3 separate regions of the Homo sapiens genome follow, and regions 1 and 3 are each linked to region 2. Evidence: read pairs that join two places in POLR2A ChIA-PET (ENCODE). Cell type or tissue: PC-3. All regions are shown on one strand. Region 1 has its middle 140 kb from the start of THY1. Region 2 holds the start of LOC105369529 (a long non-coding RNA gene). Region 3 overlaps LOC124902770 (a long non-coding RNA gene).

What was found. ChIA-PET counts read pairs that join two places held together with the same protein. Peaks named below come from ENCODE experiments on the same cell type or tissue, not always from the same donor. Only the 100,000 strongest peaks of a DNase experiment are listed, where the experiment ranks them.
Region 1: POLR2A ChIA-PET joins it to region 2 with 5 read pairs; 2 of 35 experiments call an interaction of 5 or more read pairs at or near these places.
Region 3: POLR2A ChIA-PET joins it to region 2 with 5 read pairs; 2 of 35 experiments call an interaction of 5 or more read pairs at or near these places.

The regions. Positions count from the first base shown.
Region 1 is chr11:119,559,231-119,563,230 of GRCh38, forward strand. No RefSeq gene overlaps it. Among named protein-coding and RNA genes, the nearest start is that of THY1, 140 kb to the left of the region's middle. RefSeq lists enhancers at 715-1,215, 1,216-1,716. In PC-3, no CTCF peak of the experiment used is centred here; no DNase peak of the experiment used is centred here; H3K27me3 peaks cover 342 bases.
Region 2 is chr11:120,126,962-120,130,961 of GRCh38, forward strand. It overlaps TRIM29 (tripartite motif containing 29), which reads right to left. Exons shown (of 9, transcript NM_012101.4): 2 at 1,439-1,534; 3 at 375-608. It overlaps LOC105369529 (a long non-coding RNA gene), which reads left to right and starts at 1,533. Exons shown (of 3, transcript XR_948100.3): 1 at 1,533-1,729. In PC-3, no CTCF peak of the experiment used is centred here; DNase peaks (open chromatin) are centred at 1,720 and 2,010; H3K4me3 peaks cover 362 bases; H3K27ac peaks cover 1,838 bases.
Region 3 is chr11:119,576,691-119,580,690 of GRCh38, forward strand. It overlaps LOC124902770 (a long non-coding RNA gene), which reads left to right. Exons shown (of 2, transcript XR_007062918.1): 1 at 1-320; 2 at 2,603-2,866. LOC107984398 (a long non-coding RNA gene) reads right to left here. Exons shown (of 2, transcript XR_001748412.2): 2 at 2,034-4,000. Among named protein-coding and RNA genes, the nearest start is that of NECTIN1-AS1, 130 kb to the right of the region's middle. In PC-3, no CTCF peak of the experiment used is centred here; a DNase peak (open chromatin) is centred at 2,331; H3K27ac peaks cover 1,868 bases.

The DNA of each region.
Region 1 (4,000 bases), 570 kb before region 2:
GTAGCCATCAGAGGCATGACACAGGCTGCACTGAGGCACAGCAGGACTGGGTTCTGGACCCTCTTGGGACTGGTCTCCAGTATCTAGAAAGCTGAGAGCTGATACATATGTTGAAGTACGTGCATCATCATGCGTGTGCACGCACCTGTGGCTACATTCACACACACACACACACACACACACACACACACACACACACACACACACAGACATCCCTCCAAGGTGGGGATGGGGCTCCTCATGGCAGACCTGAGCAGGCCTAGAGCTTGGCCTTCAGGAAAGGCTGTGGATGGTCCTCCCTAGAGGACCCAGCATGGAGGTGACGGAGGGTGATGCTCAGAGGAGACTCAGCCAGGGGCCCAAGGATAAGCCTGGGCACCTGGTGAGCCCAAATGGGAGAACACAGCTAGACACAAGGGCAGCACCAAGGGGTAAGCCAGGGTCTGAGGAGGTGCTGTCCTGACCAGAAAGGGACAGGCTGGGGCATGGGGAGGGCCTGGCTGGAAAGTCTTTAAATATGAGGGAGAGCATCACCAAAACTGCAAGCCCCATGAGAGTGGCTGAGTTTCCTGGGGCCTGCTTAGAGCCCTCAAGTTGCTAACCTTGAGTTGCCAAGAGCTGGACAACCTCACAGGCCCCTTGCTGCTCCTGCAGCCCCCACATGTCTCCACAGGGTTCTTTCTTTGTGGTCAGGCCAGAGAAATGTAAGCCAGCCAGGCCTCCTGAGACCCTTCCTCTCTGAAGAAGCTTCTGGAACTCAGGTGTGAGGGAGGCGAGGGTGTACAGACAGAAGTTTGGGGTATCATGCTTGGGCACCCATGGCTCCCAGGAAGGGATGCCAAGGAAGCAGGGCAGAGAGAACAAGCATCCCCTTCCTGAGGCCTCCCTTCCTAGACCTCAGGCACAGGAAAAGAGCCCACTAATTCAATCCTGTCTCTACCAGTGGGAAGGAGCTTTTAATCAAATCCTAAGTTGAGTGGTGGGGGAGAGGAGATCCATTCTGCCTTCACTTGCTCTATTCCAGAGAACAATTTGGGGAGTCGCTAATCCTGCAAACATCACGTTAACACCAATAAAACACCCCTACAGCTCCCACTTGCTAAATGTCAACATTTATTAACTTCAGAACCCAGCACCATTTCAGAGCGGCCTCCCTGCAACACAGGCCTGGTGAGAGGAGCAGCTGGAGTGGGCCCTCGAGGAGGGAGACCTGTGGCCGTCACCACTGCACCTGCCCTGGGTCTTGCCCTGAGCCCTGGGGCAGGCCAGGACGGGGCTCAGAGCTAGCAAAGGCTGAGGCATATCCCCCTGGCAGAAACTTGGGGACACCCATGTTGGGGACGGGACTTCCCTTGCTTCCCCTAATTCAGAGGACCTTGGGGAAGTTCCTCTCCCTATCCCTCATCCTAGGAAAGAACAGCTCCTCTTCTAGCCTGGCCCCTGCCCTCCCCTAATTTCCCACTCCCTCTCCTGGAAAAGAAATCAAGATATTTTTCTTAGACATATTTCGAGTTGGGTGTCAGAGGGCCAGCAAACAGAAGTGGATCTGCAAAGCTGTCTTTTGGGGAGAGATTTGCATCTGCAGAGAATCTGCATTGATGCAGCCCAGCCTTCCCTCGTCCTCAAGGCAGTAGATAAGCTTCTGCACCCCATCGTGGGGCTGGGTCTTCATTCTGAAGGCTCTTGTGTCACATAAAACTATGATCAAATAACATTGTATGTCTTTTCTCCAATTAATCTGCCTTTTGTGAGCTGATCTTTTAGTGAACCTTCCAAAGGTGAAGGGAAAGCTTTTCTTTCCCACTACACCTGGGAAGAAGTCCTGGTGACATTTGAAGGAGAGTGTCCTGCTGGCACTTGGGCCAAATATGGCTGGGACCTGTGGCCCTTTGACACAAACCGGAAGACCAGACGCAGAAGGCTAGTGGGTCTGCGGGGCTGGGGCTCAGGGCCTGGAGGGCAGGTGAGCTCTTCCTCTGTGCAGTCCCCAGCCAGCCCCACCTACCTCAGGACACTCAAGAGCCTTTGCAGCTGAGGAGATGTCCGGGAGGCCCAGCAGGTTCCAACAGCTGAGCTCTTGAATCTGGGAAATCACCTTCAAATTTTCCTTCTTGGGAACCCTTCCCCCACATGGGGGTGAATATGAATACCCCAAAGGTGATCATTGCAGTGGGGGAGTCTGAGGGCACAGTCCAAAACAACTACAGCTTTTCTTTGAAGCTCATTCTTTCTCTCTCTCTTTCCCTCTCTTCCTTCCTTTCTTCCTTCTTTCCTTCCTAACTTCCTTCCTTCCTTCCATCCTCCCTCCCTCCCTCCCTTCCTCCCTTCCTCTTTTTCCTTCCCCTCCCCTCCCCTCCCTTTTCTTTCCTTCTTTCTTTCTTTCTTTCTCTTTCTTTCTTTCTTTCTTTCTTTCTTTCTTTCTTTCTTTCTTTCTTTCTTTCTTTCTTTCTTTCTCTTTCTTCTTTCTCATTTCAACAGAGTCAGTGGATCACTGTAGCTTCAAACTCCTGGGCTCAAGGCATCCTCCCACATCAGGCTTCTGAGTAGCTGGAATTACAGGCACACACCATCATGCCCAGTTAATTTTTTGTACTTTTTGTAGAGGCAGGGTTTTGCCATGTTGCCCAGGCTGGTCTTGAACTCCTGAGCTCAAGTGATCTGCCCACCTCGACCTCCCAAGGTGCTGGGATTACAGGTGTGAGCCACCATGCCCAGCCTCAACATTCTTAAAAAACAGAAAGTCCAACTCAAAACTTCATATCTGGCCAAACTAACCTAATAAGGAAAGGAGAAATAAGATTCTTTTCAGACAAACAAATGCTGAGAGAATTCATTACCACCAGACCTGCTTTACAGGAGCTCCTCAAGGAATCACTAAATACGGAAAGACCGTTACTAGCTTCTACAAAAACACATTTAAGTACACAGACCAGTGACACTATAATGTGACCACGCAAACAAGTCTACATAATAACCAGCTAACATCATGATGACAGGATCTAATCCACACATATCAATACTAACCTTGAATGTAAACAGACTAAATGCCCCAATTAAAAGGCACAGAGTGGCAAATTGGATAAAGAACCAAGACTGATTAGTATGCTGTCTTCAAGAGACCCATCTCACATTTGATGACAGCAATAGGCTCAAAATAAAGGGATGGAGAAAAGTCTACCAAGCAAATGAAAAACAGGAAAAAACAGGGGTTGCAATCCTAATTTTAGACAAAACAGACTTTAAGCCAACAAAGATAAAAAAATACAAAGAAAGGCATTACATAATTGTAAAGGGTTCAATTCAATAAGAAGACCTAACTATCCTAAATATATGTGCACCCAACACAGGAGCACCCAGATTCATAAAGCATGTTCTTAGAGACCTTCAAAGAGACTTAGACTTTCACACAATAATAGTGGAAGACTTCAACACCCCACTGACAGTATTAGACAAATCATCAAGGCAGAAAATTAACAAAGATATTCAGAACCTGAACTCAGCACTGGATCAAATAGACCTGAAAGACATCTATAAAACTCTCCAGTCCAAAACAACAGAATATACATTCTTCTCATCACCACATAGCATATATGCTAAAATTAACCACACAATCACACACAATACACTCTTCAGTAAATGCAAAAGAACTGAAATCATAACAACCACTCTCACAGACCACAGTGCAATAAAATTAGAGATCAATTCTAAGAAAATTGTTCAAAACCATACAATAATATGACAATTGAATAATATGCTCCTGAATGACTTTTGGGTAAATAACGAAATGAAGGCAGAAATTGAGAAATTATTTGAAGCTAATAAGAACAAAGATAAAACATACTAGAATCTCTGGGACACAGCTAAGGCAGTGTTAAGAGGGAAATTTATAGCATTAAATGCCCACACCAAAAAGTTAGAAAGATCTCAATTTAACAATCTAACATCACAACTAAAAGAACTAGAGAACCAAGGGAAAACCAACACCAAAGCTAGCAGAAGA
Region 2 (4,000 bases):
CGGACTAGATCCAAGATAACAAATATGCAGCACTCCTACACCACTCCCCCTCTACCCGATTCACTGATCTCACAACTCTTTCCTACTGAGCCCAGAGCACTGCTAGCACATATCAATTGAAGTTGGTAAAAGGTGATATTTGTTTGCCATCTTGAGAGTAGGTAAAGAAATGGATTGGATTTAAAAAATTAAACAGAGAGAATGGCGCTTGGATAGATGGATGAATGGATGGATGGTTGGATGGCTGGATGGTGGATGAACAGATAGACGAATAGGTGGATAAGTGGATAGGTGGATGGATGGATGTTGGAGGGGGGTCTCAAAAAGTGGATTGTGAAATCGAGGGCTTGAGTGACAGAGGAGTGGCTTGTTACCTGCAGAAACAACACAGAGTCGCTGATGCTATGCAGCTGCTCCCGGGTCTGCTTGTCCTCATGCAGCACCTTGGCTCTCTCATCCAGAGCATCCATGATCACCTTCACTTGGTCCACAGCATCCTGCTCCCGCTGCTCCAGCGCAGCCCTCACTTCCTCCTTTTGCTTCTCCAGGTCCCGCACCAGGTCCCGGAAGTTCTGCTCCAGGATGGCCTTCTCATTGGTGGTGAAGCTCTGGAGGTCCAGAGTCAGGGAAGAGATTAGGCAGGGCTTTAGTTAGGGAAAGAAATCACCCTAGTCGGGTATGTCTTTAGGTTTCCAGCACAGGATCAGGGCATTCCCACTGCCCCAACCTGGCAAGCCTATTTGGCCAAGAATCTCATTCAAAGGCATCACTGAGGGATGCCACCTACTGACAGAGATAGCCAGGTTTGTTCACAGTCCACGCTTCTTATCTACCTGTGGCTCCTTCCTCTTGGTGGGTTGATATGAGCCATCATTCCCTGTGGGCCCCAAAGTTCTCCCATGGGTCACAATATGCTCCCTGAAACCCTAACCAGAACCAAACATTATTCAGAAAATGAATGTATATGTAGAAATGTGTATTCAGAAAATGAATGTGTATGCTGGCTGTGTATGTAGTCAGGGTCAAGCAGGCAGTGATTTCAGATTGTGGTTTGCAATTACCCAAACCATGGCAGACATACATTTAGCCAAAATGGCATAAGTAGAGAAGAAATGGTGTGTATTTGGTGGCTGGGGAGTCTTGTGGGCAGAACAGACATTGGAGGACATTGGAAGACACACTGGAGGAAAGTCTGGGGTCTTTACTTGCTGGGATAATATGAAATGGGCATTAGGTCACAGACAGGATCCCACCTGAGTGCCTGGCTCAGACTGAGAAGGGGAGTTGGTGAGAATGTCAGAGGAGGTGGGAGAAGCCAGAAGAAACATATTGGGATGTCTACGTGGGCCTGGGACTCAAATGGGAGCCAAGGCCTGCGTCTTTCCAGGCAGGCCAGGTCGGGTAAGGGAGCAGCAAGGTGAGCTTGGGGGCTGCTCACCTTGATGCGGTCCTTCTCCTTCTGCCACTTCTCAGCTTCATCCTCAATCTCAATGATCTTGAGCTGCAGCTGCTCCTTTTGCAATGACAGCTCCGTCTGCAGAGAAAGAGCCAGGATTGGAGAAGTCAGGGGGAGGAGATGGAAGAGAACCAGAGAACCAGGGAGCGGCTCCACTCAGGGGGCACACTCGCAGCCAGGGCTCATCACTCATCTATTCAGCTCTTCATTCAGCAAACATTCATCAGGACCTCGGATATGCCAGGCACCATGCCAGTCGCCAAGGATCTAGCAGTAAGTTAAATACCATCTTGCTGTATTCTCAGGCCACTAGGGCTGGATATCCTAGCCATGTCTTTTTAAGGGCTAAACCTCTGCCTATCTCCTCCACCCAGCAAGAGCAGGAGGGAAACTCATTTACAGGGTGCTTGCCCTTTTCAGTGGACCTGGGGACAATGGGAAGAGAAAGGAAGGGGATCCAGCCCAGCTCAGCCCAGCCCAGCCCAGGGAGTGTCTCGTGGCAGTAACAGTGTGCAGCGTTTCTATGGCATGACGTAGGGCTGTGTTGCAAGCAGCAGCCAGGGTTGCCGCCGGCGTGGACTCCGTCTGGGCAGGCACAGCTATAAAACCTGTTTATGGGAAAGGGAAGGCATTCTGCAGTTTTGGCAAGACGGAGACTTTTACCCAGGGGCTCTGGGGAAGGAGAAGGCTGGAGAGGAAGGCAGTGTAGAGTGGAAGAAGAGGTTGTAGGGACCCCTGCTCAGGAAGAGGACACAGACTGTTGGGGTCTGGGGTGGTTTAGGAAGAGGTTGTATCAGTAGCACACTGGGACATTAGCTTTCACTCCCATACTCACCTTTCATGTGGGGAAATGCCCTTCTCTGAAAAGCAGCCACAATAGAGACAAAAGGAGAGGCATGAAGCTAAGGCCAATCCCATCCAGCCAAGCCTCTGTTCTGCTGGGCTGTCCTGTAGGACACTCAAAGCCCCTTCTAGCATGGACAATAGGTGGATGATCTCCACCTGACAGAACAAAGCATCCAAGAGAGCCTTGGATTGCTCCAGATCTCCCCACTACCACTGGGTTTTGAATGCAGAGTCCCACCCCTTTCTCTGGCCATCACCTTGCGGAGCCCAAAAGAATAGTCAAGGTGAGGATGCCACAAACCTCTAGGAATGGGAGTCCCATCAGCCAGGAGTCATGAGCACCTGGGCACATGCAACACCATGCGGCACACCTTCTGAACGCCCCACCGGGCCAAGGAAGTGCTAACAGGGGACCTCCTGCAGGCACCCGGGGAAGTGGATCCGATGGCAGATAGAGCTTCCCTGGCTTTCCTGGAAAAGGTGCCCGGAGGGTGGGGAAGGCATGGGGCAAGAGCCACAGAGCTTCCCAGAGAGTCCTTGAATCCCTGGCCTCCCCGCCCCCACCACCACATTCCTGGACTCTCCAGGCAGGGAGATTCAGAGTTGTTCTCAGTAGCATTTGCCCCACCAGCAAACGGCCGGAAATGCCATAGCATGGAAAATACCATCACCAGAGATGGAAAAGAGGACCTAAGGAGATGAGGATGGAGATTTGGCCCCATCTCTGGAAAAAAGTCTGGAGAGAAGCCAGCAGCCACTAAATAAGGTGGTGAGAGAGTGGAAAACAGAGAAAGCAGGCCCACTGTAATGGCAGAAACTCGACCCTCACACTCTCTGACGATGCAGAGCCCAAGAGCCCAGGAAACACAGGCTGGCAGATCCCACAGCCCCAAAGGCCTCTTAGGAGGCTGGATTTGGCAAGCAGATCTGAGCTGTGAGGAAGAGTCCAAGAGAGTGGACTGGGGGTCTGTCCGAAGCACCTTTCTCATCCCTGGAGAACTCCTGAGTGAAGTCCAAGGTCAGGGAACAGCTGGAGACCCCCAACCTCCTGACCCAGCTCAGTGATGGAGGAGTTGGCACCTGGGTTCCTCACCCCACCTTACCACCCCGAGGACAAGGTCTGATGGAAAGGAAAGCAGAGAACAAAACACAATCCCTCCCACCATAGGCCAGGGCCCAGCGCTGGTAAAAGTCCTGTCTCAAATAGGAGATGGGCAGCCCTTCCATGAAATGAGCAATGGTGGGCTCAGAGGGGGCTCCCCAGGAGCACAGGACAGCAGGTGCCTCTGAAAGTTGCCTGGCTTCTCTGTGCCTCAGTAGCCCTGTCTGGTCCATGGGAGCAGGAAGAGGACCTGCCTTCCAGGGAAGCTGTGGGATGCCCTGGGATTGGGAGTGAAGCCCCCAGAAAGCATTTGGCACAGCGTGAGCACTGTCTGAGCAATGGTTCCCATCATCACTATTGTGTGGGCAACTTCCATGGACCAGGGGCCAGGCTGGGTGCTTTCACTCACACCATGCTCGGAGCAGTGTGTGCAGCATGGTGGGCAGGTGGGCCCGGCATTGGCAAGTGAGGAGCACAGCAGATGTGGTCAGGTGAGGGGTTGGTGGTGTTCAGTGGTGAGGATAGTGTACGCTGTCAGATTGGGATCCAGATGAAGTGTGTACACTGTCCGGACACAGAGTGAACAGTAGGGAGTG
Region 3 (4,000 bases), 550 kb before region 2:
CAGAAACCCAATTCAGTCCTTGTGTGGCTGGATCTGGGTGCTCAAATGAGGCTATGGAGGACCTTTCCTTCTTTGTCGCCCAGCTTTCTTCATTGTCTTTATCCTTAGGCACACTCTCCTAGAGAGGTGGCAAGAAAATCTCTCAGCAGATCTAGGGCTCCATTTGACCAGCTCATCATGCTTGATGGAAAAGGATCACCTCTTTCTCAGTAGCGTCAGCCAAAGTTCCAGGGCTGAATCTCATGGAAACAATCTGGAATATGAGCCTATCCCAGAACCAATCTCTGTGGCCAGGGGGATGCACTATCCTGAACTAGCAGGTAGGGTGGAGGGTGAACCACCTGAGCTGCAAGTGACGGAAGGGTGGCTCCCAAAAGAGAAGTCAGAATGTGAACCCTCAGATCTCAGATACCAAGTCTGCAAAAACACAAATATAGACCGTGACAATGTTGTGTGCCAGCTCCTAGTATGGTCTTTGGCACAGTGTAGAAGTTCAGTTAATGTTTGTTGAATAATCGTATGAATAATGCAAGAAAACATGTTAGGCACCAAGTAAAATGCTCATGTTGGCGGGGCGCAGTGCTCACCTCTGTAATCCATGCACTTTGGGAGGCTGAGGCAGGTGGATCACTTGAGGCTAGGAGTTCAAGACCAGCCTAGCCAACATGGTGAAACCCCATCTCTACTAAAAGTACAAAAATTAGCTGGGCATAGCGGCGTGCGCCTGTAGTCCCAGCTACTGAGGAGGCTGAGGTGGGAGGATTGCTTGAATCTGGGAGGCGGAGTCTACAATGAGCCGAAATTGTGCCACTGCACTCCAGCCTGTCGACAGAGTGAGACTGTCTCAAAACAAAAACAAAAACAAAACAAAACAAACAAACAAAACTCATGTTTTCTCACTTCCCACTGCAAAGAAGATATTCCATTTTGCAGGTGTGGAAATTGAGGCTGACTGAGTTTAAGTGATCTAAGATGACAGAACAAAAAGCAGTAGAGCTAGGATTCAAAGCCAGGTGGGTTTCATTGCAGTGCCTGTGTTATTTCTATTACACCATGCTGCCTTTGTCCACCAGACTCACAGCCAGAGAAGAAAGTTTGAACACACACCACTGTTAGGTGCAAAAACAAAATGAGTTTGTTGATGAAGATGCTGATTTAGAGGAGGTAGTGGAGGAGAAAGGAGAGAATAAACCTAAAGAGGATGTTGTAGGGAATTCACCCTGAGAAATTCAGATCCGCCTCTGGGACTGGAGAAGGAGGACATTCCAGGAGCTCCGGAAGAGCCCAGTAAGTGGGTGAATCAGGTGACCTAATCCACCAAAACAGCTGCTGTGTCTCCAAGAGGGAGGGGGACATCAAGTCTGTGAGGGTCACCCATGCGTCAATAGTTCATCAATTATTGATGGTTTTTCTTTTTTGATTGCTATGTAGTATTCCATTGTATAAATATGCCATAATTCTATTTTTTGAGATGGGGTCTCATTCTGTTGCCCAGGCTGGAATGCAGTGGCCTGAACTCCTGGGCTCAAGGGATCCTCCTGCCTCAGCCTCCCAAGTAACGGGGACTACAGGAAATATGCCATAATTATTTTCTCCATTCAGTTGTTGACGATATTTCGGTTGTTTCTAGTTTTTTGCTATTAGGAATAAGCCACTATGAACACTCTTGTGCATGTCCTTTGGTGGCCATAGCATGCATTTCTGTTGGATACACTCAGGAAAAAAATTGTTGGGTCATCCAGATGTCCCCCATTCATCGTTGGCTGTTCTTTGTCTTCTACCTCTCAAAGCCCCTCAGATAGTGCAGAACTCCTGCCTGTCTAGAGCTCTCTAAGCCTGGAGGCAGGGGGTTGGACAAGGTGATCCCCCGAGGCCTCTCAGCATTTCTCTGAAGGATTTAGCCATGCGTCTCTGGCCCCAGCTCCCGCCAGCATCACTGTTTGCTCACAAAAACGTTTCATGCGATTAGCCAAGTAATGACATCTTAAAACTGTAGAGCTAATATATTACGTAATAAAACACAGAAGCAAATCTCTTTGACACATACTGGTGATTTACTCCACCAGCCATAAAGATAATTACATTTCAGGTTGATATATAAAAGGCGGCAGGCAGAGCTTATGAAAAATTAGCATAGCTTTGTGTTGGACCTCTCCATTCATGGGGACCAGTTCATCATTCCTTCTGCAGTTAGCCAGCAAACATTGACTCAGCTGGGCTTTCCCAGTGACTGGTCACCGCTGCCACTGGAAGGCCCTGTTGGCAGCATGGAAAGGGCAGGTGAAGAGGGCCAGGTCTGAAGTGTAAGGCGTTCATTCCTACAGGCAGCTCTGTGACATTGAAGCTGTCTTCACAGGGTTAACAAGAATTCTGAACAGAAATATGGTTATGATTAAGCATTAATCAGGCCGCACTTTGACCAGCTTCCTTGTAACCAACAGTCATGGTAGGACTAGATAGATACTGGCCGTTTGCATCCCCATGGTTCCTATAGATAGGATTTCTGATGTTAGAACCACAAGACTTTTGTTTAAGCTAGATAGGATCTCTGACATTAGAATCACAGGGCTCTCATTTAAAAATTGCTTACAATGTCTTTCAGATCCCCAATTCCAGTAAGACAGCTTATGCCAACCAGTTTGAAGACCCCCAGAGAAGAACAGAATCAATATGAGAATACAGTTTCTTCACCTGCCTGTCTTATGGCTCCAACCTGCACTCTTTGACCAATCAACAATCTCCACACTTTGGCACACTCCAAAACCCTTAAAGACACTATCCCCAAACTCCTCAGAGAGTCGGATTTGAGGTTTCCTCCTGTCTCCTTGTTTGGTGGCCCTACAATTAAACCTCTTTCTCTGCTGCAGTCTGGTGTCTTGGGCATATTTAAAATTGCCTTTGCAAAGATTATGACAGTGAGAGAAGTCTAGCAAGGCTGACTCCCTCTTGCTTCTAGCCCCCCAGGCTGGCTGTCCTCACTCATTCCTGGGCATAGGCCAAGCTAACCATGGGAGGAATTTAGTTTACAGTTTAACTTTGAAGAAAGGATGATAATAGTCCCTCTCTAAAACTGATCCCCTCCTTGTTAGGGGGCTGAAACTGCCTTTGTAAGACCAATGGAAGGCCACAAGATTACAAATATAGAAGGGGCCTGAATTCTGCTTAAATGTAGGGCGGGGCCGGGCACGTTGGCTCATGCCTGTAATCCCATCACTTTGGGAGGCTGAGGCAGCAGTTTACGAGGTAAGGAGTTTGAGACCAGCCTGGCCAGCGGGGTGAAACCCTGTCTGTACTAAAAATACAAAAAAAAAAAAAATTAGCCGGGCATGGTGGCTCATGCCTGTAGTCCCAGCTACTTGGGAGGCTGAGGCAGGAGAATCACTTGAACCTGGGAGGTGGAGGTTGCAGTGAGCTGAGATTGCACCACTGTACTCCAGCCTGGGTGACAGAGTGAGACTCCGTCTCAAAAAAAAACAAAAAAAAATGTAGGGCATAGTTTCCATCATCTCTTATTGCTAAGGAATTGTTGTGGCTAGAGGTCACAAGTTTTGTGACTTCCCCATTGCTCCTACAGATACCACCACTACCGATCCCAGAATCTAAGATTAGTCTTCTGAGATGTATCTCAGACTTCTGCATTCTGGCAACCAACTGAGCCCACCTGGACTTAATGATTCACGACTCAACCAGTCCTGTGCCCTCACCCCAAACAGAGGCAGACACAGTGGATGAGGACAGTTTCCCACTGTGATTGCATCCCTGGCCAATCAGCAGCACCCATTCCTTAGTTCCCTGCCCACCAAACTATCCTTGAACAATTCTAACCTCCAAGCCTTCAAGGAGATTGATTTGAGCAATCTCCAGTTCTCCCATGTGGCTGGCCTATCATTAATTAAATTCTTTACTATAATACCACAGTATCAGTGAATGGGTTTTGTCTGTGCAGCAGGCAGAAAGAACCCACTGGGCAATTACATGGTGACTTGCTGAATGCATCAGG